2 separate regions of the Homo sapiens genome follow, and region 2 is linked to region 1. A link is a loop called in an ENCODE intact Hi-C map of the cell type or tissue named here. Cell type or tissue: heart left ventricle. All regions are shown on one strand. Links, peaks and the distances in the headings refer to the core of each region. The heading gives the core; the rest is flanking DNA.

The links. Hi-C counts contacts between places; a loop is a spot of excess contacts. Peaks named below come from ENCODE experiments on the same cell type or tissue, not always from the same donor. Only the 100,000 strongest peaks of a DNase experiment are listed, where the experiment ranks them.
Region 2: a loop joins it to region 1, with 4 times the contacts of the local background. A loop is called at or near these places in 1 of 110 quality-filtered maps.

What each region holds. Positions count from the first base shown.
Region 1 is chr1:195,657,514-195,670,322 of GRCh38, forward strand. All of the region lies in intron 2 of LOC105371671 (a long non-coding RNA gene), which reads right to left. Among named protein-coding and RNA genes, the nearest start is that of LINC01724, 420 kb to the right of the region's middle. In heart left ventricle, for the core only: no CTCF peak of the experiment used is centred there; no DNase peak of the experiment used is centred there.
Region 2 is chr1:195,715,840-195,728,648 of GRCh38, forward strand. It overlaps LOC105371671 (a long non-coding RNA gene), which reads right to left and starts at 6,060. Exons shown (of 3, transcript XR_922391.1): 1 at 5,981-6,060. RefSeq lists an enhancer at 4,676-5,205. In heart left ventricle, for the core only: no CTCF peak of the experiment used is centred there; a DNase peak (open chromatin) is centred at 7,382.

The DNA of each region.
Region 1 (12,809 bases), core at 5,288-10,287:
GTTCTATTATTTAATATTTTATTAGTAAATAAAATATAGTTTACACTATTACTGAATTCAATAATATTGTTTGAAAGTTTATTTTTTAACCAATGATTTTGCTGTAGTGAGATGCCATTCTCCTGAATCTGAATAATATACCCATGTCACACCTGTCTAAAAAGTCACATAACAAATTCAATGAATTCAGGAAAGCATTCCTACAGTTTATTGCCTTCCATAAATAAATGCAATAACTCATAATCCCCTTAGAGATACGCCCCCAAATGAAGAGGTTTGTATCATTCCGAAATGGTACAGTGGGACAGTAATTTTATTCAGAAAGATGTACTCTTCCCCTTTCAACTATCTCATTTTGCATAACATTGTTGCCTCTGGGTCAAGAATAAAAACTTGTGATTGAAAGAAAAAATAACTTGGGAAATAGTCCTGTCAGTCATGTCATTTCTGAATAATAATAATGGTGATAATGATAAATATATTTTAGAGCACTGTTCTCTCTAAAAGTTCAAAGCATCTATGAAGGTCAAGAACAGAGAGTTACACCCTTATTCATTCTACCTGATACAAGACTACAGTGGTATAATGTGGCAAAAGTATTTATATAAAAGGGCACTTTTCTCAATGATTGACAATGGTTCTCTAAGAGCTGTGTGTCTGTCATCACCAGAATAGCTACTTAGCTGAAGACCACAATTATTAAAGGCTATTGGAATCCATTTGCATGTGTGCATGCCGTGTGTGTGTCTATGCATGTGCACAACAGAGTTTCTAAATAAATGGGACAAAAGTAATACAATTTAATCAACCAGGGCAGTTTATTATAAGTATTTTAAGGAAATACACTTTTTTTCTGGGATAAGTCATAATATGTTTGATTCAGCATAGATTGGATTCCAGGTGAATCAAAAAGCTGCCTTAAATATAAAAATGCTTATTTGGGGATAGGTAAGATATCGCTGAATATTTGCAGTATAATGCTATTTAATTTCAGTTAAACATATACTTATTCTATATGTTTTTCATAAAATTGAGCTCTTTATTAATCATTTAAGAAGTGAAAGACCTTTTTTAGTATTGAAAGATAAATATGATAATTCCAACGACTCTTGTAATATTGGATGAGAATATGAATGCTCGTTATAGAATACTGTATTTGTTTTATCTGCTATAAAGTGTTCAATTACAAATGTAAATCATTTTGTCTTCATTTTGGCTTTATCACCCACTTCTGTGATCATTAATTTGTGAATGGTGATCTTACTGATCTGTATCTCTTTATCTTAATTGACTTTTTATTTCAAATATAGATCCCCCAAAATAAGCATATGGCTAATTTATTTAAAAATTTAAAAAGGTAATTAATATGTATTATGTATTTTAAGACACATACCATTATTTGAACTGATATAGAAATTGTTATAATATTCAATGCTTTTATATATTATGAAAATTTATGCATATTTTCCTCTGTCTTAGGCCAATATTCTAGAAAACAAACTGAGAAAACCTTAAGTGGCAATATTTAATTGGGTGTAATCTTTGGGTTCTGAGAGTGATGGCACAGTGATATGCGGCTGGGAGGAATGAGAAGCAAATGTATGGTGATATGTTACTGAGCTGGCTGCCACTTTGTGAAGAGCAGTGACTGTCACTGAGCCATGTGAGACAGCCCTAGGAAGTCCCTGGGAAGTGAGACAGTTATATAGAATTGGTTCCTATGGGCACTGGGATGGAGCAAGTGAACAAGGGCCCAGAAGACAGGTAAGTTTTAGCAAATATTATGAAACACAGAAGATGTGCCCTATATAGTCTGTTTTATTTGTGGTTTTCAAATGTGATTGTGCCCCACTAGTGTATCTGAATCCCATACCAACAAATGGGACACCACTTAGTAAAACATTTCTTTACTAATTGTAAAATACAAGCTAAATCAGGCAGAATCTAAGTAGACACCAATCTCAATCTTCTAGAATCTTTAAGAAAGAACATTAATTTTAAAAATAAAATGAAATAAAAGTTATAGCCTCCTGTGCTGCAACTCCATTCATCACATCACCACCCATTCTAGACTTTCTTCATCCTTGGCCAACACTCCAACTGGCAGGGGCAGTTAGACATGCGTTAGGTGAAGCTTCTAGTTCAACATCATCATTAGTATCCCCTAGAACAAAATGTTTTCCCTCTGGGAACTAGGATACCATCCCTGGCAAAACTTAAAGCTGCAAGAAAGAGAAACAATAATTGCACAAATGATTCAGTGGGTACGATGGCCAGATGTGTTTTACTGTTTGAATCCCTCATTTCCATGGATCATTTAATCTACTTATTGGAACATGCCACCATATATTGGCAAATGATTCAATGTATGTTGTCTTTCCTGGTATAACTCCACAAGGTGTTCCCCAAAAACTTACATATGCCTTCAACACTTCTAACGGTCTGGTTGTTTCTCAGTGATAAAGCATAATGTAAAGCCAGTGAGATCCATGATCCTAAGCTTATTGTTCCAATTCTTTGCATAGTATGTGCCTCCTGGTCTGAATCAACATTGCTTTTGATACCATGTTCATGAATCAGGCATTCTATAAGCCCTCAGACTGCATATAGAGACAGCACGATGAAGAAAATCATCTGTCTCTCTAGAATGTGTATTAAATCTGGTAAAATGAATAGCTACACCTCTCAAAGTGCAAGAAATATAATGTAATTGACCAGCTCTTAGGTGGCAGGCAGTTTCCTATGCATTATCAAGGGCTCAGCATCTTTCTTTTCTGCGAGCAGGTTGGGCATTGATGAGTGTCAAAAGCTAGATGCCTTGTTAAGAAGAATTCCATTTTCTTAGAACAATGCATAGTCCTCATATTTGTTACTATGTCCACCCTGCCCATGGGCCCACTTTAAATAACTTAGGTGGCACAGGAAAGAAGCTATCTAATTTCCATAGCATATACTCTTCTCCACCTGCTGGCTAAAAAAAAAAAAAACTCATCTGTGCCATTGCTATCCTTTGACATTTAAATGAAACACAAAGATTCATGCATTTTTACTCATGAACAGAAATTCATATATATATATATATTATATATATATGTATACATTTGTGTCAGAACTACCTCGCACTTATCTTCTAAGTTGTTCATGCCAGCCCACTGACCAGGTGTTTACAGTTACCTTGCACAGAAGATAGGACATACATGTATATATATTCCAGAACAATTTTCTTCCATAGGAAGTAGATAACCAAGTTTACTGATTGCACCTCTATGTACCAGAAAAGTTTTTCTCTACCTTTATCTTTTGGATCCATGCTGATGTGCCAGTAATATGGTAACAATTCATTTCCAGTTAATGCTATCATAAAGGTTTAACTCTTCATTAAATTGTTTTTGAAACTAATTCCTTTCATCTCTCCTTTATTTGGTCTTATTATTGTATTAGTCGCAGTTCCCTAGAAAAACAGAACCAATAATCTATCTATCTATCTACCTACCTACCTACCTATCTATCTATCTATCGATCAATATATTTATCTAGCTAGCTAGCTCCATCTTCTGCAAGCTGGAGAAACAGCAAACCCATTGATGTACTTCATTCTGAGTCAGAAAATCTGGCAACAAGGAGTGCTGATGTCCAAGGGCAGAAAAAGATAGAAGTCTCAGCTCAAACATAGAGAGTGAATTTGCCCTTCCTTCTTTTTGCTCTGTCCCAGCCCTCAGTGGATTGGATGATGCCCACCCATATTGTTGAGAGCAGACCTTGTTTGCTCGGTCTACTGATTCAGATGCTAATTTCTTCTGGAAACACCACATAGACACATCCAGAAATAATGTTTTACCAGCTATCTGGGCATCCCTTAGCCCAATCAAGTTGACACATAAACTAACCATCACAGGCATCATGAAGTCTTTGTTGTATATTCAGGAAGAATGTAAACAAAGGTAAGTGACATTGAGTTTTACCCACCTGTCCAGGTGCATTCCTTCTCTATCTACTAAAAGCTGTTCCCAAATGTGCTATTAATAGAGAAGAACAGAACGATGTCTTTCAAAAAGGGATTATGACCAAGTTATTCCCATATAATGTTTTAATGAGAGCTAGGCACTGCCTATAGAGCTGACTATAGTCCCAGCAAGTTGGGAGGCTGAGATGGGAGGATAATTTGCTGCCAGGAGTTTGAGATCAGCCCAGGCAACATACTGAGACCTCATCTCTAAAAAGTTTTAAAAATTAGCCCGTTGTGGTGGTACATGCCTGAAGTTCCAGTTACTCAAGGGGCTGAGGGTGAGAGGAGCGTTTGAGCTCAGGAGTTGGAAGTGCAGTGAGCTATGATCATGCCACGGCACTTCTGCCTGGGCAAAAGGGCAAGATTCTGTCTCTTAAAATGCATGTGTATGTGTATACACACACATGTACATACATGTTTGTGTGTATATATATTTTAATTAACAGCAAGAGAATAATTACAGCTAATACAGTAGCAATGTAGACAATATGGTAAAAATTTACTGTTGTCCTTACCATACAAAGATGAATTGGCTTTAATGTAAGTTGCAAAAAAAAGAATGGGCACAAACTAAATCCTAGACACAGTGTTACCATACCAGTAAATATAAAATATCATACCAGTAAATACCATACCAGTAAATATAAAAATATAGAATAGTTGAAATAAAGAATATATTCTTGTTATGTTTACAGTAGTCCACTGATTTCCACCATAACCTAGTTGTTCTATCAAGAGGCCTGACAGATAAATTGAATGGCGAATATCACCTTGTATCTTTCAATATTTGATTGTGACTCTAACTTTTGAATTCATTCAGGAGCACAGTATCTCTTCTTATTTTCTATCATAAAGATAATGTGTCACGGTGGTAGGCAGTTCCTGGGCCTTCATTTGGCCTTTTCTATTACTATAATTATCTTAATCCTTGGGTCAAAAGTGTATGTAATGATATGTTAGCTGTTAGGTTGACAGATGCATTGATAAACAGACAAAAGTGTATCAATAAATTAAACATAGTATAGATTTGTGAACAAACTGAGCCATCAATTGATTCCAAACCCAATTTATCACCTTACCTCCTTATGCCACAGCCATAGGATCAAAAATAATTTTTGGTACCCTGACATCAAAATTTACTTTCCTAAACTTACCATTTTATTACTGCAAGGTCTAAATAACATTGAAGCAGGTGAATCCAGTCCACAGTCTTCATAATTATCACTGCTACTCATATTAAGTGTTATGGCTGCTTGCCCTCTCAATGCCTTAAAGTCTACGTGTTTCTATCTTAGTTAATCACAAAAAAAGCTTTTAAAAATGCTATGTCACTTCCTGCCAAGAATAATTACTTTCTCAGTTACCAAGAGGAATGATGCCCATATTGCTTTCAAACAAGTTTGTAATTAAAATCCAAAATAATATCTTGAGCATCTATCATTTAAAATTATGTTGTATAGTGATAATCTTCGATCAAGTAAGTTCAAAAACAGAGAAACAAAAATATAAAGGAAAGCTTTGCTATTAATGTATTGATCCTTAGGAGGCCCAGGCAAGAAGAGTGATACTAAAATAAAATGTGGTAAAGAGTTGAAAGAAGATATTAGTTCATCTGTTACCAAATTCTATTTCCTTTACAAAGACTGCCACTATCCTTGGAAAAATCCATTAGATGAAGACATTAAAAAGGAGTTTACTTTATAACCACCTCCCCTGTGCACTCTTTCACTGCTCAGAATTTGTCTGACCGGTAAGTAACCCCACCACACTTCTGTGTAACTGAATTTGGTCTATAGGCAGCTTCTGGGCAAATGAACAGGCATACTCAGTGTCAGTCACAACCAGGGTGGCTCAGCTGGAATGGGGGATAAGAGTCCAGGAACAAGTTGTGCCTCAAAGAATCTGAAGCATTAATGCACAAAAGGTGCGCATTAATAATTCAGCAACACTCAACATGGATCAGTCTTAAAAATATAAAGGGGTGTTTATAACCTAAATTAAGGTTGAAGACAAATAGCTATACATGTTATCACCACTAATAGGCACTGTAACAGTTATCAATGTATTGCCCCTCATTTCCAATCTATCCTTATTTACCCTTCTTTGTGATACTGGGGCTGCACTCTGAATGCCTCCTTTGCTAGATAGGACAAAAGAAGCTATGTCAACAAAGGCTACTGGAGTGATGATGCAAGGCTATCACGAGAAGAAGGAGCTCCCCTTATCCTGGGGTTCTGTTTCTCCTTCAGCATGGTTGCCCGTTGGTGGTATGCTGGAGGGCATGTCACTGACCTCAGTAGTCCTAGCAGATCACTTCTACCTTACTCATATGTACCAGTGATTTTTTTTTTTTTGCTTACTCAGGGGCCATTCCTTTGACCAGCTTTAGCCCACCTTCACTATCCAGTAAGTTTTTCAGCACTTACTGAATCATTCCCATGGACTAACTTCAGCCCGCCTTCCAGTGAATTTCTCAGCTGCCTACTACATACTTTTTGTGAACCAGTTACAACTAAAGCTCACCATTTGGTGAATTTCTCCACCACCCTATGAGTCATTCCTTTGACTCAGCTCCAGACTGCCACACTTTCCAGCAAGTACCTCTACTACACAATATCCAGTTTCTTCAGTCCAGTTTTGGCCCAAACCTCTGGCAAGTTTCTTTGTCACCAGTACTCCATTTGTTTCTGTCAAAGCCATGACCTGACTGACAAGGTTATAATCTCAACACCGGGGAGCTGAAAAAGGGAGAAAAAGGGAATCATCTAAGTGCTTAATTTCTTTTTTATTCATTCTCTCTTGGTCCTAGAGATAGCAGCCACTTTCTTTGTTATTTATTTTTTTTTTATTCCTTAGGGTGCTCCTGTGACCAATTTCACCTCCTTTTTTCTAGCTAATAATTCCTTTAATTTTTCCCACACTTCAATTCCTGGTATAGGTGACTGTACCTTGACTAAAACAAGTACGATCTTCTTAGTACTCTGTTGGTTATTTGAATGTCTTTGGCATACAGTGATTTTATTTAAAAGCCAAATTGCATTCCATCTTGGAGCTACCGTATGAATGTGAGTGTGACTCTGGATAACTGTTGTCCGTGGTAGAATTTTACTTCAAAATTATAAGTTGTAACTTGATTTTATGGCCCTGGCTTAAACACTCTAACCTGGGATTCTTTCATCTAGGAACACTCAGGCTTAAAACTGAATGTGTGCGTGTGTGTGTGTTTGTGTGTGTAATGTGTATGTGCACACACAGTTCCAAATCAATTGACATTGTGACTCTTGCATAACAGTTTTTGTGCACTGGTGATAAACTTAGTGAGTCATTCTTCCTCTCATTCCTTCAAAGTTCTACTCAATGTCCCTTTACAGAAAGTCTTTTACTACTAGCATTACACAGGAGTCTTTTTTATTCCAATACTGCTATTTTTCAGAGGGGGTAGTATTTCTAAAGTGATAAGGTAGTTGTTCTGAAATTCAGGTTTTTATAGTAAATATCCATGATTCAAGAGAGCTGGTATGGACACCATGTCTGAAATGAGTGTCTTAAATACTGTGACCATCATTCTAGTGTTTTACTTACTAGTTGACATATAAGAAGTTAAGAGAATGAAATTTTTCAGTGCAGAGAACAGTGAAAATATTAACATGTCCTCTTTTTTTATTCAAACTATTTACTTAACATTTTGATGAAAACTTGCTCACCTCCCATCCAAGAAAATCAACTGTTGGTAAGTTACAGTATTACTAACATTACATTTTGCTTGGTATGTAGAAGTGAAATTCCCTAGATATCATTTTACAAGTACTGATTCTGCAACATGCAGTAATTGAGGTTTCATTTATTTTACAGGGCACACAATATGCTGAAATTGCATTATATAGAAATACAGTTCATTTAAATATAAATTTTCTAGGAGAGCAAAATAATCTACATTGTCTGCTAAATTTCTTCCCCACTAAAATTATATTATAATTAATCTTCAAATAATTTTAGAATAGCAACTATGACTATCAAATACTTTACAGCAATAAACATAACTGATTGAAAATGGAATTTTTCACCAATTTTCCAACTGAGGAAACTCTACTCTCTAGAATAAAATAATATGAAAATTAAATTGGATATTATATCCATAAAACTGCATTTTTGGAATGCAAATGTTAGTGTCCTGTGTACAAAATTAATTAAAACATCAGTCTTTCCCAAATTACAACTGTATAATTTCATTGCTGTTTATAATGATTCTTTCTACCAATTTATGTTCTGGAAGAAAGTAAAATTATATCCCAGAAGCAAAGATGAAAACTAGCACCAACACCATCATTTCAAAGTGTCTTCATTCAAAAATTCACTGTGTTTTTAAGATCTTGGTTTCTAAACTCTGTCCTTGTGTATAATAGTGGAGGCAACTCTAAATGGTTATTTAACTTGAAAAGACATTTGCAAAACCAACCCCAAGAATGAATAGAGTTCACTTTCTTGAAAAGCTGAATCATGAAATTAGCTGTGACAAAGTACATGCAAGCCTGAAGCATGTGATTTTTTTACATTTTTCTTCACATGCCATATAGCTTCTAAAATCAAATGATCCTATAACTTCAAAGGAAGCTGAAATCTTAAAAATTAGTAGTACAAGATGTAAAAGATGAAGGAAAACATCAGACAGTATTTAGAGAATCATACCAATAGATAAATAAATCATTATGTATGTAACTACTCCATTAAGCCCTACTAACAGTGCACTTTCCACCAGAGAGACAAAGAGGAAGGTGGACCCAAGAAGAGTCCTGTAGCCTTGGCTGTGTATAAGCTCTGTGCTAATTAATTCCTCATGTCCTTTTCCCACTTCTTACTTACTAAAATCAATCTAGTTTCTTCAGGCATTCTCACATGATCCAGGGAAATGTGGCCCCCACCTCAAGTTCCAGGAGTTAAGATTGTGATTCTTATAAAACAAATATAGTAATACTTTTCCTTCCAAGAATGAATGATTGGCTTATGAATGGGCAGGTAACCAAATAAGGGCCAATGAAAAATAAGAGAAAATTAGTCACAAGATTTATCAAAATTTTTTTCTCACGCCTAAGAAAGTCATTGAAGCACATCGTTTCTATGTGTGCTCCATAAGGGGTCACAATTTGGTTGTGACATATAAAATTACTGCAGCTACTTCCTCCAAGCCTGTAGATTAAACTAACATAGACAAGCTAATGTTACCCCTACCTCCACCTCAACTTTTGAATGTCTTTTTTTTCTGAACAATAAATTTCCACTTGTTTAATCCAGTTTAAACTGTGCTTTCTCTCTCTTACAGCTAAGAGCAGCCCAGTTTACTCAGTATATTTTAATAAGATTTATTATTTTTCACTCTGGAAATGCTTGATTTGGTCCATCTAAATAAAATCAATATAATAACTTCAAATACATATGAATGACAGTTATTAAATTTGACTGTAGGTTGAATAAAAAATAAACAACTATTTTAAAAATATAAATATCAATTCATATAGTCAGAAATGACTGCATCTTCATCTCTTATAAGAGAGGATCAATATTCGATTTTATAAAACCAAAAATGACTAAAACATGTCCTGTGTCTTCAAAGTGTCGAAATCAGCTGATAAAAGTTAAATAAGTAAAAGCATTTCATATCCACTCTGTTTTTATTTTTCAAGAATAAAATATATAATCGTTAACTACAGACTCTTATACTCATTTTTCCTGTCTAACTGTAATTATGTATCCTCTGACCAACATCTCCAAACCTCCCAACCCTGCAACCAACTAGCTTCTGGTAACCACTATTCTACTGTCCAGTCTTATAAGAATTATATGAGGTAATGCATTTGTTACTTAGCTAGATTTAACAATTTCACAATGTATATATAACTTAAAAATCATGTTGTCTATTATAAATATATACAAGGTTATCAATCAATTTTTAAAAATTAATTAAATAAGCAAAGTATGATCTAATCAGTAGACTTGGCCTTAATGGACAGAGTACAAAATAAAAGGCTTCGCTGAGCATATAAAAGTCAGGAAAGGTTTTGATGAATTAAAGTAGGCAATGTTGGAGGAAAAAGAAAGAAATAGGAAGCAATTACAATTGTTAAGGCAAGATGAAACAAGTTCCTGGAGTTTGGCAAGGCAGTAAATATTGAAAACTGTGAATGCAGTTGTTGATTTATTGATTGTATTGAATGAGAGAGATGGAAGATTCCAAGATTGCCTTAACTTGCATCACTACTTAATAGATGAAGTCACTAAATTGAAAATGATATATAAGACAAAGAATAAGTTGTGTATGTGGTTGATTATAATGAACATGTTATTTACATGTTATCTGAAACCCCCTTTATTATATTTAGGTAGAGATGTCCAGTAGCAATTAGAGTTCCGGGCTTGGAACTAAAAAGATGGAGTTTAAAATATCTAATCAGGAGTCATTGGTACATACGGTTAAAATAATGAGATTCGATGAAAAATGCTTGACGATTCTGAAAATGGGAAAAGGAAACATGAAACACTCAAAAACTGATATTTGATAATCTGTCAAAAGAAACAGATTCAATAATGAGAACTAAAAAGCTATGGGCAGAAGGTTTATAGGAAAACCAGGATGGAGTTATTGATTTCCTTTGTCAGTTAACAGAGTCCACAAATGATTGTGTTCTGAGAGGTTGTCTAGTTTTACATTTGTGTGTGTGTGGTTTTCTGGAAGAAGCAGGGTACTATAAGTGTTTCCATCCACAGTAGCCAGAAATATCAGCCCTGAGATCCCCAGATTATTTTGTTGAGGTCCAGTAGCCTAATGCCCATGGTTCTCTGGATCAATAATGATTTTTAAACATGAGTCCATGTTATTGCTGGCTTCTTTCTCAGTCCCCATGTACTGGGAAATACCCCCTACTCTTCCATTATTATTATTGTACTTTAAGTTCTGGGATACGTGTGCAGAACATGCAGGTTTGTTACACAGATATACACATGCCATGCTGGTTTGCTGCACTGATCAACCCATCAACTACATTAGGTATTTCTTCTAATGCTATCCCTCCCCTAGACCCCCACCCCCCGACAGGCCCTGGTATGTGATGTTCCCATCCCTGTGACCATGTGTTCTCATTGTTCAACTCCCACTAATGAGTGAGCACATGTGGGGTTTGGTTTTCTGTTCCTGTGTAAGTTTGCTGAGAATGATGGTTTCCAGCTTCATCCATGTTTCTGCAAAGGACATGAACTCATCCTTTTTTATGGTTGCATAGTATTCCATGGTGTATATGTGCCACATTTTCTTTATCCATTCTATCATTGATGGGCATTTGGGTTGGTTCCAAGTCTTTGATATTGTGAACAATACTGCAATGAACATATGTGTGCTTGTGTCTTTATAGTAGAATGATTTATAATCCTTTGGGTATATATATCCCAGTAATAGGATTGCTGGGTCAAATGGTATTTCTGGTTCTAGATCCTTGTGGAATCGCCACACTGTCTTCCACAATGGTTGAACTAATTTACACTCCCCACCATTCCTATTTCTCCACATCCTCTCCAGCATCTGTTGTTTCCTGACATTTTAATGATCAACCACTCTAACTGGTGTGAGGTGATATCTCAACGTGGTTTTGACTTGCATTTCTCTAATGACCAGTGATGATGAGCTTTTTTTCATATGTTTGTTGGCTACATAAAGGTCTTCTTTTGAGAAGTGTCTGTTTATATCCTTTGCCCACTTTTTGATGGGGTAGTTTTTTTTTTTCTTGTAAATTTGTGTAAGTTCCTTGTAGATTCTGGATATTAGTCCTTTGTCAAATGAATAGATTGAAAAAAATGTCTCCCATTCTGTAGGTTGCCTGTTCACTCTGATGATAGTTTATTTTGTTGTACAGAAGCTCTTTATTTTAATTAGATCCCATTTGTCAATTTTGGCTTTTGTTGCCATTGCTTTTGGTGTTTTAGTCATGAAGTCTTTGCCCATGCCTATGTCCTGAATGGTATTGCCTAGGTTTTCTTCTAGGGTTTTTATGGTTTTAGGTCTTACGTTTAAGTCATTAATCCATCTTGAGTTTTGTATAAGGTGTGAGGAAGGGGTCCAGTTTCAGTTTTCTGCATATGGCTAGCCAGTTTTCCCAACACTATTTATTGAATAGGGAATCCCTTCTCCATTGCTTGTTTTTATCAGTTTTGTCAAAGATCAGATGGTTGTAGATGTGTGGCATTATTTCTGAGGCATCTGTTCTGTTCCATTGGTCTATATATCTTTTCTGGTATTAGTACCATGCTGTTTTGGTTAGTATAGCCTTATAGTATAGCTTGAAGTCAGGTACCATGATGCCTCCAACTTTCTTCTTTTTGCTAAGGATTTTCTTGGCTATACGGACTCTTTTTTGATTCCATATGAAATTTAAAGTAGTTTTTTCTACCTCTGTGAAGAAAGTCAATGGTAGCTTGATGGGGATAGCATTGAATCTATAAATTACTTTGGGTAGTATGGCAATTTTCATGATAATGATTATTCCTATTCATGAGCATGGAATATTTTTCCATTTGTTTGTGTCTTCTGTTATTTCCTTGAGCAGTGGTTTGTAGTTCTCCTTAAAGAGGTCCTTTACATTCCTTGTAAATTGTATTCCTAGGTATTTTATTCTCTTTGTAGCAATTGTGAATGGGAGTTCACCCGTGATTTGGCTCTCTGACTCCCATATAATAATAGTGGGAACTTTAACACCCCACTGCCAATATTAGACAGGTCAACGAGACAGAAAATTAACGTGGATATTCAGGACTTGAACTC
Region 2 (12,809 bases), core at 4,789-9,788, 58 kb after region 1:
GGCAGGGAGTCAGAGGAAAAATGGAGTCAGTCATGCTAAGCTTCCTTCCACTATTACAATCATAACACATTATAAAAATGAAGTGAATATAATGATAAAAAGATTACAATCAAATTGTTAATAACAACTGAAATTTTTAAAAAATTTGGAGAATTGGACCAAAGTATCCTAATTGACTATATGAACCAATAAAAAAATATTTTCATCAGGTAACAGAAAATTAGAAAAAAATAAAAAAGAAGAGGATAAAAAGTCAGATGTCCAGGAAATGCTTGGAAAAGTGATATTACTATTCTATTTTTTTTTGGATTTTTAGATAAAATCCAACACTACTCATCGATCAGTTAAGAACATTAATATCTTTAACAAAATATGCCCAGCTAGAGGAAAATTTAAAACAATACCATCTCAAAGGTCTCTCCAACTTTAGAGCTATTGAGAAAAAGAGAACATCTAATTTGAGAATGAAGACCCCAAAACCCCAAACCAGTTTCAATACAAATTTATCAAATTTTCTACTCTTCTTAGACACTGCAGTAAAAAATGTCTTAGTCTCAAAATCAATTTAAATGAATGAAAATAAAGTATCATTGAAAAAAATGGGGACTTTTTTTTTATTCTGTTTTATGAACTTCAATTGTCATTTGTTCAGGTTGCTCTACACAAAGTTTTTCAAATGTGTTTTTTTAATTTTTGAGAAACACAATATGAGGCTTAGCTGTGATTTTCAGCCCGGAGACATTATGAGTTTTTTTTGCTAGTTCTGAATCATTGTGTTAAAATTATGATTTGTTTTAGTATAGTGCTTCAGGAAATAATAACAACACTTTTAGTATTTCAAATAATACTTTTAAATAAAAAATCTTAGGAAGGTTGAAATTTCTGAAGTTGGCATATAGTGTTCCTCATGCTAATATGCTTCTTGAAAGGTTAGAAACATTTAGAGGTGCCAGTAGTTGTTCAGGGCACAAAGATACCATAAATCTTTCTCAGACACATATATATATGTGTGTGTGTGTGTATGTGTGTGTGTGTGTGTGTGTGTATATATATATATATATAACACATTAATTTTTCAGTATTTTAGGAAAGATTTAAGAGTATAATATATATACTCTTAAAATCTGATAAACTCCAAATGAAATTTATATACTGGTGGGAGCTGAGCTCATTTCTCAGCTCAGCATTTCTCAATGCTTTCTACTGTGCTAAAAGTAGAGAAAATGTTAACGAACAACTAAAGAATAAACAACACTGCCTTATATTAAAGGTACAGATCAGCAAACAGAAATGATGCCTGTTATATAAGGAATTTAGCCTCCAGTCCAGGCAAGGCTTCACAGGGTCACAGGTTGAGACAAGGTTACAAACTTCCAGAATCCCTTTTGTAACATTTGCATGTGCTTAAGGGAATGTGACCTCAGTGGAAATGGCTCACATTAGCCAAATTCATAGGAGACTGACGTGACCAAATGAGAAATCATTAATGTATAAATAAAAATGTAATTCTAAAAGAAAGTGTAACACTTATTTTCCTTGTTTGACACAAATATTCTCTGGAGAAAAATCCTCTTGAAAAGCACAAAGAAACTACAGTTGGGTGATGATAATAATTAGCACTTGTGACCAGAGGAGTCTGCATCTGCTGGGCAAGGCTGCCCTAAGGACCAGGGCTGAAGACACCATACAACATCTTTGCTCTCAAACTTTTACTTTTCTAAAGATACTCCCCTTACTGATCACACAGTCTTTTTATGAACAGGACACATCATAAGAAATTGAGAGAAGGCAAATTAGGTTAATTAACTTCTTACATAAAATCTCAATGGACGGGGGGACAGGATGACTGATTAAAGCAGAACTGAAATGGTCAAAATGGATTGGAGGTCCACTTTTCCACTTCAGAAGCTTTCTCATTCCACCTCCATTCCATTTCATCTCTACAGAACTCTGGAGCTTCGCTAACAAAGACTGAAAAGTTTCTGGATTAAAGAGAAGCAGTATCCTCTAGTGGTCAATGATAGAATCTTATTTGCCCACTGTTTAAAACCGAAATTTCTTTGTTCCTAAAACAGCATATTAGTATCTTATCCCTATACCAGTGTGAATGAGCTAGCTTATCCTTTAGTAAAAACAATTCTCAAATCTCATTGACATAAAATATAAGGTGCTTGTTTCCCACTCTGTCATGTTTTTCACAATTATCCTGCATGTTTTTTTTTTCTTACTCCAGACTCAACCAATCTCTGGACATTGCTGGAAACTGCAAAGAGGAAAAAAAGAACTTATATAGACCCTAGAAACTTCTACCCAGAAGTGACACAACTTAATTCTGCTCACATCTTACTGACCAAAGTCACAAGGCCGAGGCTGACCTCATGGTGCAGGCTCATGTAATACTGATCTGGAAAACAATATTAATGTGATCCAACACACAACTAAACAACACATTTCCTACAAACCTGAGAAGTGCTTAAGGAAACTGTATCGCTATCATTTTTCAATGTAGCTCAGAAATATTATGGTCCCATATATTCTGTTAATTCTTAAATCTATGGTAAAGGTGGAGTTGGTGCTGGTGGAGGAGGGGGTATGTGGTTTGTGATCATTTTGGAACATTTGCCAGCAGCAGAATTTTGTTTATCTTTCAGTGTGGATTCCTCAAGGTAGGAATAGAATGGGCACAGTTCCAGCAGTGTTAGAAGACATGGCAGCACTTTCTGTATATTTCATTGTTTTCTTGAGTTTTAGTTTGTGTTCCTGTTTTCCTTAAATATCAAATATGTTTATTTTCTTACTGGTCCTGGAATATAAACCGCATAATTTAACGAGAGGAGCATCTTAAATGTGATTGAAAGCCTCACTCTCCTGGGCAGGCTGGCAAGCATTACGTTCAGATGTCTGTCATTAAAATGGCATCTTTGGTTTTTCCATCATCATTGTTAATCACTAGTAATGAGAATTAACTACTGGAAATAGATAATGCCTCATGAACCTGTCAAAGTCTGGAAAAAGATACTGAAAAAGATGCTATATACTGCAATGGTTTTTAAATATATATATATCTAAATAAAAAAATGCTTGCTTATCTATCCAGATACCTTCAATAGTTTTTCAAAAAATAGTTTTCACCTGGATTGGTATTTTAAAAATGTGACCCACAGAGGCATGCCCCTTTATGAGCTGTGCAACCTCAGAGAAGAAAGAGCCAAGAAATGTGTTCCCAAGTGCGAGGGCCTCTCCTCTGCTTTCAACAAAGGAACTACACTAGTTTTTATCTGTATAATTTTATTTAGATTGCTTAGGTTTTCATTTAAGGAAAGGCATCATGGCTAAAAACAACAGCAAATCAAAACAAAAACAAATTTAAAAAATAATTGAATGCCACTAATCTATATGATGTAAAGAACTTTCAAAGAGGCACTATAGCATAGTGATTAAGACTGTTCTGAAACTAGAATGCTTCGGATAATGTTCTATAGCTAGAATGCTATATAAGCAGGCCTGATAGAAGTGTTGGTCTGATTATTGATTTTACAATTAGCCATTGATTTATTTAGAGAAAAGATAAACAAAGCTTGTTTTAAAGTGTATATTTTAAAAATTAAAAACATAGCAAAAATGTTGTTTGTTAAAATATTCATTATTTGGGGGAAAGTTTGAAAACAAAATGAATTCCCAAGTTAAGAGAAAGTCTCAATCTTTAACAATTAACAAGTTAGCATAAATTACTAATTGACATTACCAAGTACAGGTAATTTTCATGTAAAAAGAAAGTAGAAACAGCTTTAAGAGGTCAATGTATCAACTTCTCGTGATTCAGAACTCCAAAAGTTTGTTGTTTAGGATGTTTTCATATTTTTCATGTATATTTGTTTTACACTATCAAAACCTTTGTGGTAATTACCTTAATAAATTTTTTAAAAAATTATTGTTTTATATGACCAATTTATATTTCTTATTTAAAAAAAGTTTGTAATTATTCCTATTCCTTCAGAGAATAGAGCTTCTGAAATTTGTTTTTACTTTTATGTCAGGCCTCTGAGCCCAAGCTAGGCCATCATATCCCCTGTGACCTGCACGCATACATCCACATGGCCTGAAGCAACTGAAGATCCACAAAAGAAGTGAAAATAGCCTTAACTGATGACATTCCACCATTGTGATTTGTTCCTGCCCCACCCTAACTGATCAACGTACTATATAATCTCCCCCACCCTTAAGAAGATTCTTTGTAATTCTCCCCACCCTTGAGGATGTACTTTGTGAGATATACCCCCTGCCCGCAAAACATTGCTCCTAACTCCACCGCCTATCCCAAAACCTATAAGAACTAATGATAATCCCATCACTTTTTACTGACTCGCATTTTGGACTCAGCCTGCCTGCACCCAGGTGAAATAAACAGCCTTGTTGCTCACACAAAGCCTGTTTGGTGGTCTCTTCACAGGGACGTGTGAGACACTTTAAATTCAAGATAACTTCTATTTCAAAGTCTCAAGAAGTATTTAATAGAAAATTCTATCTCCCTTTCAGTTTAAAAAAATTATGAAAGATGTGCTCAAAATCAACTCCAGTACAATCTGTAAAGATTCAATATATCTGACAGAAATAGTAACCACATCCTGAATTTGAGAACATACACCTACATTTTTAGTTTCTGCTTAGTATATAAAAAGCTGAGAAGACCATTACTTCTACTCTATTACCAAGGGTGGGGGTGGGGGGTTGAAACAAATATACAATCTACTGTAAAATTTAAAAAGCAGACAGTCATTGACAGACTATCTCCATACTTTTAGTTCCTACGTAACAAACTGTAACACAACTTATTATGAAAACAAACCAAGGCCTGGAGCAGTGGCTCCTGTGTATAATCCCAACATTTTTGAAGGTGGAGGCAGGTGGATTCCGTGAGCCCAGGAGTTTGACATCAGCCTGGGCAAAACAATGAAACCACATCTCTACAAATATACAAAAATTAACCGGGTATAGTGGTGCATGCCTGTAGTCCCAGCTACTGGGGAGGCTGAGGTGGGAGCCTGGGAGTTCAGGGGTGCAGGGAGCTGTAATTGTGCCAGGGCACTCCAGCCTGGGCAACAGATTGAGACCTTGTCAAAAAAAAAAAAACAAGGAAAGGAAAGGAAAAAGGAGAGGAGGAGGGAAGGAAGAAGAAAGGCAAGGCAAGGAAAAGAAGAAGAAAGGCAAGGCAAGGAAAAGAAGAAGAAAGGCAAGGCAAGGAAAAAAAGAAGAAAGGCAAGGCAAGGAAAAGAAGAAGAAAGGCAAGGCAAGGAAAAGAAGAAAGGCAAGGCAAGGAAAAGAAGAAAGGCAAGTCAAGGAAAAGAAGAAGAAAGGCAAGGCAAGGAAAAGAAGAAGAAAGGCAAGGCAAGGAAAAAAAGAAGAAAGGCAAGGAAAGGAAGAAGAAAGGAAAGGAAAGGAAGAAGGAAGGCAGGCAGGCAAAACCATGCTTATTAGTATAGTCTTGTAACAAACAGCTGGTTTTCAGCCAGACACAAACAGCTGAACTTCAGGCAATCACAGGTAGCCAAGGATCAGACTATGCCCAAATAAAGCAAATGCCTCATCACACCATACCCAGATAAGGCAGATACCTAATTGTAGCCAATCAGACAATTTCCCTTTTTTGTTTTGTTGGGGAAACCAGCCCCACACCGCCGGGCGGGTACCCCAAGTCCAGCAGAGACAAAGGAATTAGAAAGAGACAGAATAAGAGTTTAAAAGGCAGGTCCAGGGGACCGGAGCAGAGGCTTGCTCACGGCCCAGAGCTCTCAGCCTCCACCCAATTTATTGGTTTACAAGCTCTTTGTTCTCAGGGCAAATGGGAGAGGTAAGAAGGGATGAGGAAAAGAATTAATCAGTAAAGGAGAACTTGTGAGTCATTCAATAAAATGTATAGCAGTGGCGGTTTCTGTCAATTTCCTCGAGCAAAGGCGTGTGTCTAAACTACTTAAGCTCTTACCAGGACCGAAACAGGTGGGAGCGGGTTTCAGCAGGAGCCAAGTTGTTTGATTATACTCCAGTACTTCAAGGGAGTGTTATCTCCCCACGCACCCGTGGCATGCCCCGAGCTGTTATGCTCTCGGGGCATCAAGACATGAAGGCAATAAGGATGTGTCTGGAATTGGTGGGTTCTTGGTCTCACTGACTTCAAGAATGAAGCCGCAGACCCTCGTGGTGAGTGTTACAGTTCTTAAAGGTGGCGTGTCCGGAGTTTGTTCCTTCTGATGTTCGGATGTGTTCGCTCTTCTGGTGGGTTCGTGGTCTTGCTGGCTCAGGAGTGAAGCTGCAGACCTTCGCAGTGAGTGTTACAGCTCTTAAGGTGGCACGTCTGGAGTTGTTCTCTCCTCCCAGTGGGTTCGTGGTCTCGCTGGCTTCAAGAGTGAAGCTACAGACCTTCACGGTGAGTGTCACAGCTCATAAAAGCAGTGTGGACCCAAAGAGTGAGCAGCAGCAAGATTTACTGCAAAGAGCAAAAGAACAAAGCTTCCACAGTGTAACAGGGTTCCCAAGCAGGTTGCCACCGCAAGCTCAGGCAGCCTGCTTTTATTCTCTTATCTGGTCCTACCCACATCCTGCTGATTGGTAGAGCCCAGTGGTCTGTTTTGACAGGGTGCTGATTGGTTCCTTTACAATCCCTGAGCTAGACACAAAGGTTCTCCACCTCCCCACCAGATTAGCTAGATACAGAATGTCAATTGGTGCATTCACAAACCCTGAGCTACACACAGGGTGCTGATTGGTGTGTTTACAAACCTTGGGCTAGATACAGAGTGCCGATTGGTGCATTTACAATCCTTGACCTAGCCATAAAGGTTCTCCAAGGCCCCACCAGAGTAGCTAGATACAGAGTGTGGATTGGTGTATTCACAAACCCTGAGCTAGACACAGGGTGCTGATTGGTGTGTTTACAAACCTTGAGCTAGTACAGAACCTTAGCTAGACATAAAGGTTCTCCACCTACCCAGCAGACTCAGGAGCCCAGCTGGCTTCACCCAGTGGATCCAGCACGGGGGCTGCAGGTGGAGCTGCCTGCCAGTCCCGTGTCGTGTGCCCACACTTCTTAGCCCTTGGGTGGTCGATGGGACTGGGTGCCGTGGAGCAGGGGGTGGTGCTCGTTGGGGAGGCTCGGGCCGCACAGGAGCCCGTGGAGCAGGGGGAGGTTCAGGCATGGCAGGCTGCAGGTCCCGAGCCCTGCCCCGTGGGCAGGCAGCTAAGGCCCGGCGAGAAATTGAGCACAGCAGCTGCTGGCCCAGGTGCTAAGTGCCTCACTGCCCAGGGCCGGTGGGGCTGGCCGGCCGCTCCGAGTGCGGGGGCCGCTCCGAGTGCGGGGTCCACCGAGCCCACGCCCACCCGGAACTCGCACTGGCAGACAAGCACCGCGCGCAGCCCCGGTTCCCGCCCGCGCCTCTCCCTCCACACCTCCTCGCAAGCTGAGGGAGCCGGCTCCGGCCTTGGCTAGCTCAGAAAGGGGCTCCCACAGTGCAGCGGCGGGCTGAAGGGCTCCTCAAGTGCCGCCAAAGTGGGAGCCCAGGCAGAGGAGGCGACCAGAGTGAGCGAGGGCTGTGAGGACTGCCAGCACGCTGTCACCTCTCAAGGAGACTTTTCTCCTCAGAGGCCGCCCATGGCTCCCCATGGGTGTCTCACACAGGGGAGACCAACTTATCTGGCATCCCAGAAACTCTTTCCCACATGTTTCTTTTCTTGGCCTATAACAGCTTACTGCTCATGCTGCTGGGTGGAGCTCTCCTAAGCTCCTCTGGTTCTGAATGCTTTTCAATTCATGAATCATTCTTGGTTCAAGCAAACTGTCAAATTTGTCTAAAGGCTTTCTTTTTACACTACAAAGATCATGTATTTACTTGAGCTTATTAGAGACCTAAGGTCACAAGGCAACCAATTAGTTTGAAATCTAAGGAAAGACAAAGACTTAAAGGAGAGACAGACAAAGACTTAAAGGAGAGACAGACAAGAGCTTCCCTGGAGCAGACTGTAAGATGAAAAGAAGTCCGGCTTAAAAGAGGGTCTGGTGATTTTAGCCACACTTTTAAGAACTTTCTAAAGGTCAGGTGACAAATTACTAGACTAGAGTGAGAAATTAGAAACCCTGAAACTCGTGAGGGGAATTTGACCTCACAAAGAATTTCTTCTTCATTGGCCTCAACAGGGGTTCATGAGAGATATTGAGATCAGGGTAGGATACCAGAGAAGTTTCCTAGAGTGTTGCAGGCGTGTTGGAGGGAAGTAGCTGCTGCTACAGAAGAGGCACATACCTCTATTCCGTCCTTTCCCCTGTGGAATGGAAGCCTTTGTTACAGTAGAAAGAGCAGCAAAATCAATATACTTCAAGGCGAATAGTAACCACAAGAAACCATCTTAAGCCCAGAGTGACAAACATCCTTGACCACTGAGATAGGATCTTGTGAAAGAGCTGGAAAATTCTTGTGACACAAGGCTGGTTATAGATTCTAGAGAATTGTCTATCTTGGGAAGAAAGACAAAGATCACTGAGAAAACCAAATCTAGACAAAAGGTATGCCTAAGAATGAGACTGAACCAATAAAATGAAAACGCCATAGAACTAAAAAGTTGGTATATATTATTCCAAGTATATGGATAATTACAAGAAGAATATATAATCTAAATATTACAGTTAAATACAGAGATTGACATTAAAACTTTGAAAAGCACAACCAACTGTATATTGTCTCTAAGACATCTACTTTAAATGTAGCAACTCAGAAAATTATAGTTGTAGACTTTAACATTCCTTTCTCGGTAACCAGGAGAATCAATAAAATCAGCAGGGATTTAAAATATTCAACCAAAACTATCAACCAATTTGATATAGTTTATATTTATGCAACACTATACCCAACAATGAAAGAATATGTACTATTTTCAAGTGGGCATGGAACATTAATTAAGATAAGTTGAATCCTGGATCATGGTTAAGTAATTGAAATAATACAGGCCACGCATGGTGGCTGGCTGGATGCGGTGGCTCACACCTGTAATACCAGCACTTTGGGAGGCCGAGGAGGGCGGATCACCTGAGGTCAGGAGTTTGAGACCAGCCAGACCAACATGGCGAAACTCCATCTCTACTAAAAATACAAAACCTAGCCAGGCGTGGTGGCACATGCCTGTAATCCTAGCTTCTGGGGAGGCTGAGGCAGGAGAATTGGTTGAACCCAGGAGGCAGATGTTGCAGTGAGCCGAGATTGCGCCACTGCACTCCAGCCTGGGCAATAGAGCAAGACTCTGTCTCAAAAAAAAAAAAAAAAGAAAGAAAAGAAAAAAGAAATAATAGAAATAATATAACGTATGTTTTCTGATCACAGCATAGTTAAACTGGAAATCGATGAGAGAACAAAAAGATATCTCTAAACTACCCAAATACTTGGAAAGGAAATATCACCATTCTAATTAACCTGCAAGTCAAAAAGAAACAGTGGATATTAGAAAATATTTTAAACAAACTGTTAATGAAAGGACAACATATAAACGCTGTGTGATGCAAACTGACCGGTAAAGAAAAATTTATTAGAAAATAAAAATATTGCATAACAATGAAAAAGCTTCCATTTAAATGATAGAGATAAAAACAGGAGAAAATTAAACAACACAAAAATAAATAATAAGTGCATGTAGAAATGAATACAGTTAATTTTTTTTAAATAATGGAAATCAATAACACCAATAGGGGGTTGGTTGGAAAGAACAATACACTATAATTGCTAAATCAAGCCACTTAGAGCAAAATAAAGATGAAAAACACAAATTACCAATAAGTGAAAGAGGGGATATTATAACACATGCTATAAACATTAAAATGATAGCACTATATTAGGCTTATGTAATCCTATATTTTTTAATAAGTTGAATTCATAATTTTAAAAATTCCAACAACCACAAAAATTCCAAATCAAGGAGTCTTCAATAGAGATTTCTTCCTGTCATGTGTAGAAGAAGTAATACCAATTGTATGCAAATTTTCCAAAAAATTAAAGACTAGGGAAAAGTTTTCATTCATTTTATGAGGTCTGCAGTACTCTGACACAAAAACAAGACAAAAATAAGAAAACTAGAGGCTGTTATTACCAATAAAAATAAAAATAAAGAAAATCTCCAGCAAAATATTAGCAAATGAAATCCAGCAATATATTAAAATAAAAACATATCATGACCAAGTAAGTTTTATCTGGCATACGTAAGACTGGTTTAACACTTGAAAGTTAGTATATTCACTGTATTAACAGATTAAACTAGAAAAATGATGTAATTCTCTTGCTAGAGAGAGAAAATACATTCGTTAAAATTCAACATTCATTCATGATAAAAATGATTACTAAACTAGGACTAGAAGGAAAGTCCTTTACCCATGCTGAAAAAATTTGTACATAGATCAATGAAATAGTCTGCATTATTATTTTATTTTTATTAAGCTATTACATTTTTAAACATATTTTATACACATGTTCTTTACCAAGTATGTGATTTGTTATTTTTTATTTCTTTATGTATTTTTTGCCTGTGGCTTTCAGCAATTTTTCTGGAAGACAGGAGAAATGCTATCGTTTTTGCCTTTCACAATTGGTAGAATTCTCTGATCTTTAGATTTAGCCTGATATATCTTTTTCTGTCTTTTTATTTTTAACCTATTTTATCTTTAGCTTTAAATAGGTGTCTCATAAGCAGCGTACAAATAGGTCATAGTTTTTTATGCAGTCTGACAGTTTGACTTTTTTTCTTGAGACAGAGTCTCACTCTGTCATCCAGGTTGGAGTGGTACAGTGGCACAATCTCAGCTGACTGCAACCTCTGCCTCCCGGGTTCAAGTGATTTTTCTGCCTCAGCCTCTGGAGTAGCTGGAATTTCGGGTGCCTGCCATCATGACGAGCTAACTTTTGTATCTTTAGTAGAGACAGGGTTTCACCATGTTGGCCAAACTGTTCTCCAACTCCTGACCTCAGGGGATCCTCCTGTCTTGGCCTCCTAAAGTGCTGGGATTACAGGGGTGAGCCACCCTGCCTGGCCACAGTCCGACTTTTAATTGGGGTATTTAGACTACTTACAATTAATGTAATCATTAATGTGATAATTACCTTGTTAATTGTTTTGTACTTGGAAGTTCCATCTGTCATTTGCTTTTTTTCTCCAATTTTCTTCCTTCTTATGCACTAATTAAATGTTTTCATTGATCCTACTTTGTGCTGTTTGTTGGCTTATTAGCTATAAATCTTTATTTTATTATTTTAGTGGCATGTTATAGTGTGTAGTGTACATTTTTAACTTATCAAATTATCACAGCCTATGTTAATGTGATATACCACTTCATATATAGTATGTAATCCTTGCAACAATGTAATTTCATTTCTCCTTTCCTGGCTTACATGATATTGTTTTTATGTATTTGACTTTTATATTTGACATGTTACAAGCCTCGCAATACATTGTTATTATTTTTGCTTAAACAGTCACAATCTTTAACACAAATTTAAATAATAACAAAAAATATTATTTATATTTACACATATATTTATAATTTTTAGTGCCCTTTTTCTGTGAGGGTCTAATTTACTATATGGTTATCATTTTACTGCTACCGGAAGCATTTCTTTAATTTTCTGATGATTTTTTTCGGATACTTTTTTATGTATTCTAAATGTTTTATTTTGTCTTTGTATTTTGAAGATATTTTCACTAGTTAAATAATTCTCATTTGGCAGTTATTTTCATTTCAGTACTTTGAAGGCATTGCTTTACTGTCATATAGCTTGTACTGTTTTGACATGAAATCTTCATTTTCTTTATATTTGATCCTCTATCCATAGTTGTATTTTTCTCTGATTCCTTTAAGTATTTTTTCCCTTTTATGGATTTTATGTAATTTGCTTATGATATGCCTTTTATAGTTAACTTTGTTTTTCTTACTATTTGGGTTCATTGAGGTTTTAGGCCCTATGGGTTTATGGTTATCGTTTTGGAAAATCTTTGAAGATTAGGTCTCCAAATTATTTTCTCTCTACTTTTGTCTCCTTTAGCAATTCCAGATACTTATATAAAAAGATGTTGGTGGGTAGCCTACGGATCTTGATGTTGCTGTCTTTTTTTTTAATCTTTATTTCTCTTCAAGTAGTTTCTATTGCTACTGTTTCAAGTTTCCTAAGCTTTTCTTCTGTAAAGTCTCATCTGTCATTAATCCCATCCAGCATGTTTTTCATCTAGAATTTCTTCTCACATGAACCCTTATTTAACCTCAAACCTTTCTCCAAGTTTCACCTTCCTTTCAATAACCAAATCCACCTCCAAACCGACCTTTTTATCCAGTGACAACTCATATAATATTATTTTTTGAATTGTTTAATTCCTCTTTGCTCCAACCTCTCCTTTCCTAAGTGGGGCATAGAGCTCAAATTACTTAATCATAAAGTGGATTTACTTGTCTTGTTCCTCAACCAAAATAGCCACTGTTCCTAACGTTATCTATGCTTATGCCTCTTTCCTAGAACTCTCATTGTGGTAGACTTGAGGGGGATCATTTGAGAGAAATAATATATTATTTTTGCTTGCATTGATCTATTTATATAAATCTAACTAGTCATATCATAAAAAACTTGGTTCTCAAACTAAAGACAGGAAAATCTGTGTGTAAAACCAAAATGTAGTAAATCCTTATCTTATGTGAAAAGAGTAAAAAGACACAATTTCATTTATAAAAAATGGTTAATCAGAGAAATGCAGATTAAATTATACTTTTTAATGTCCATAGTGTCTTTAATTTTAAG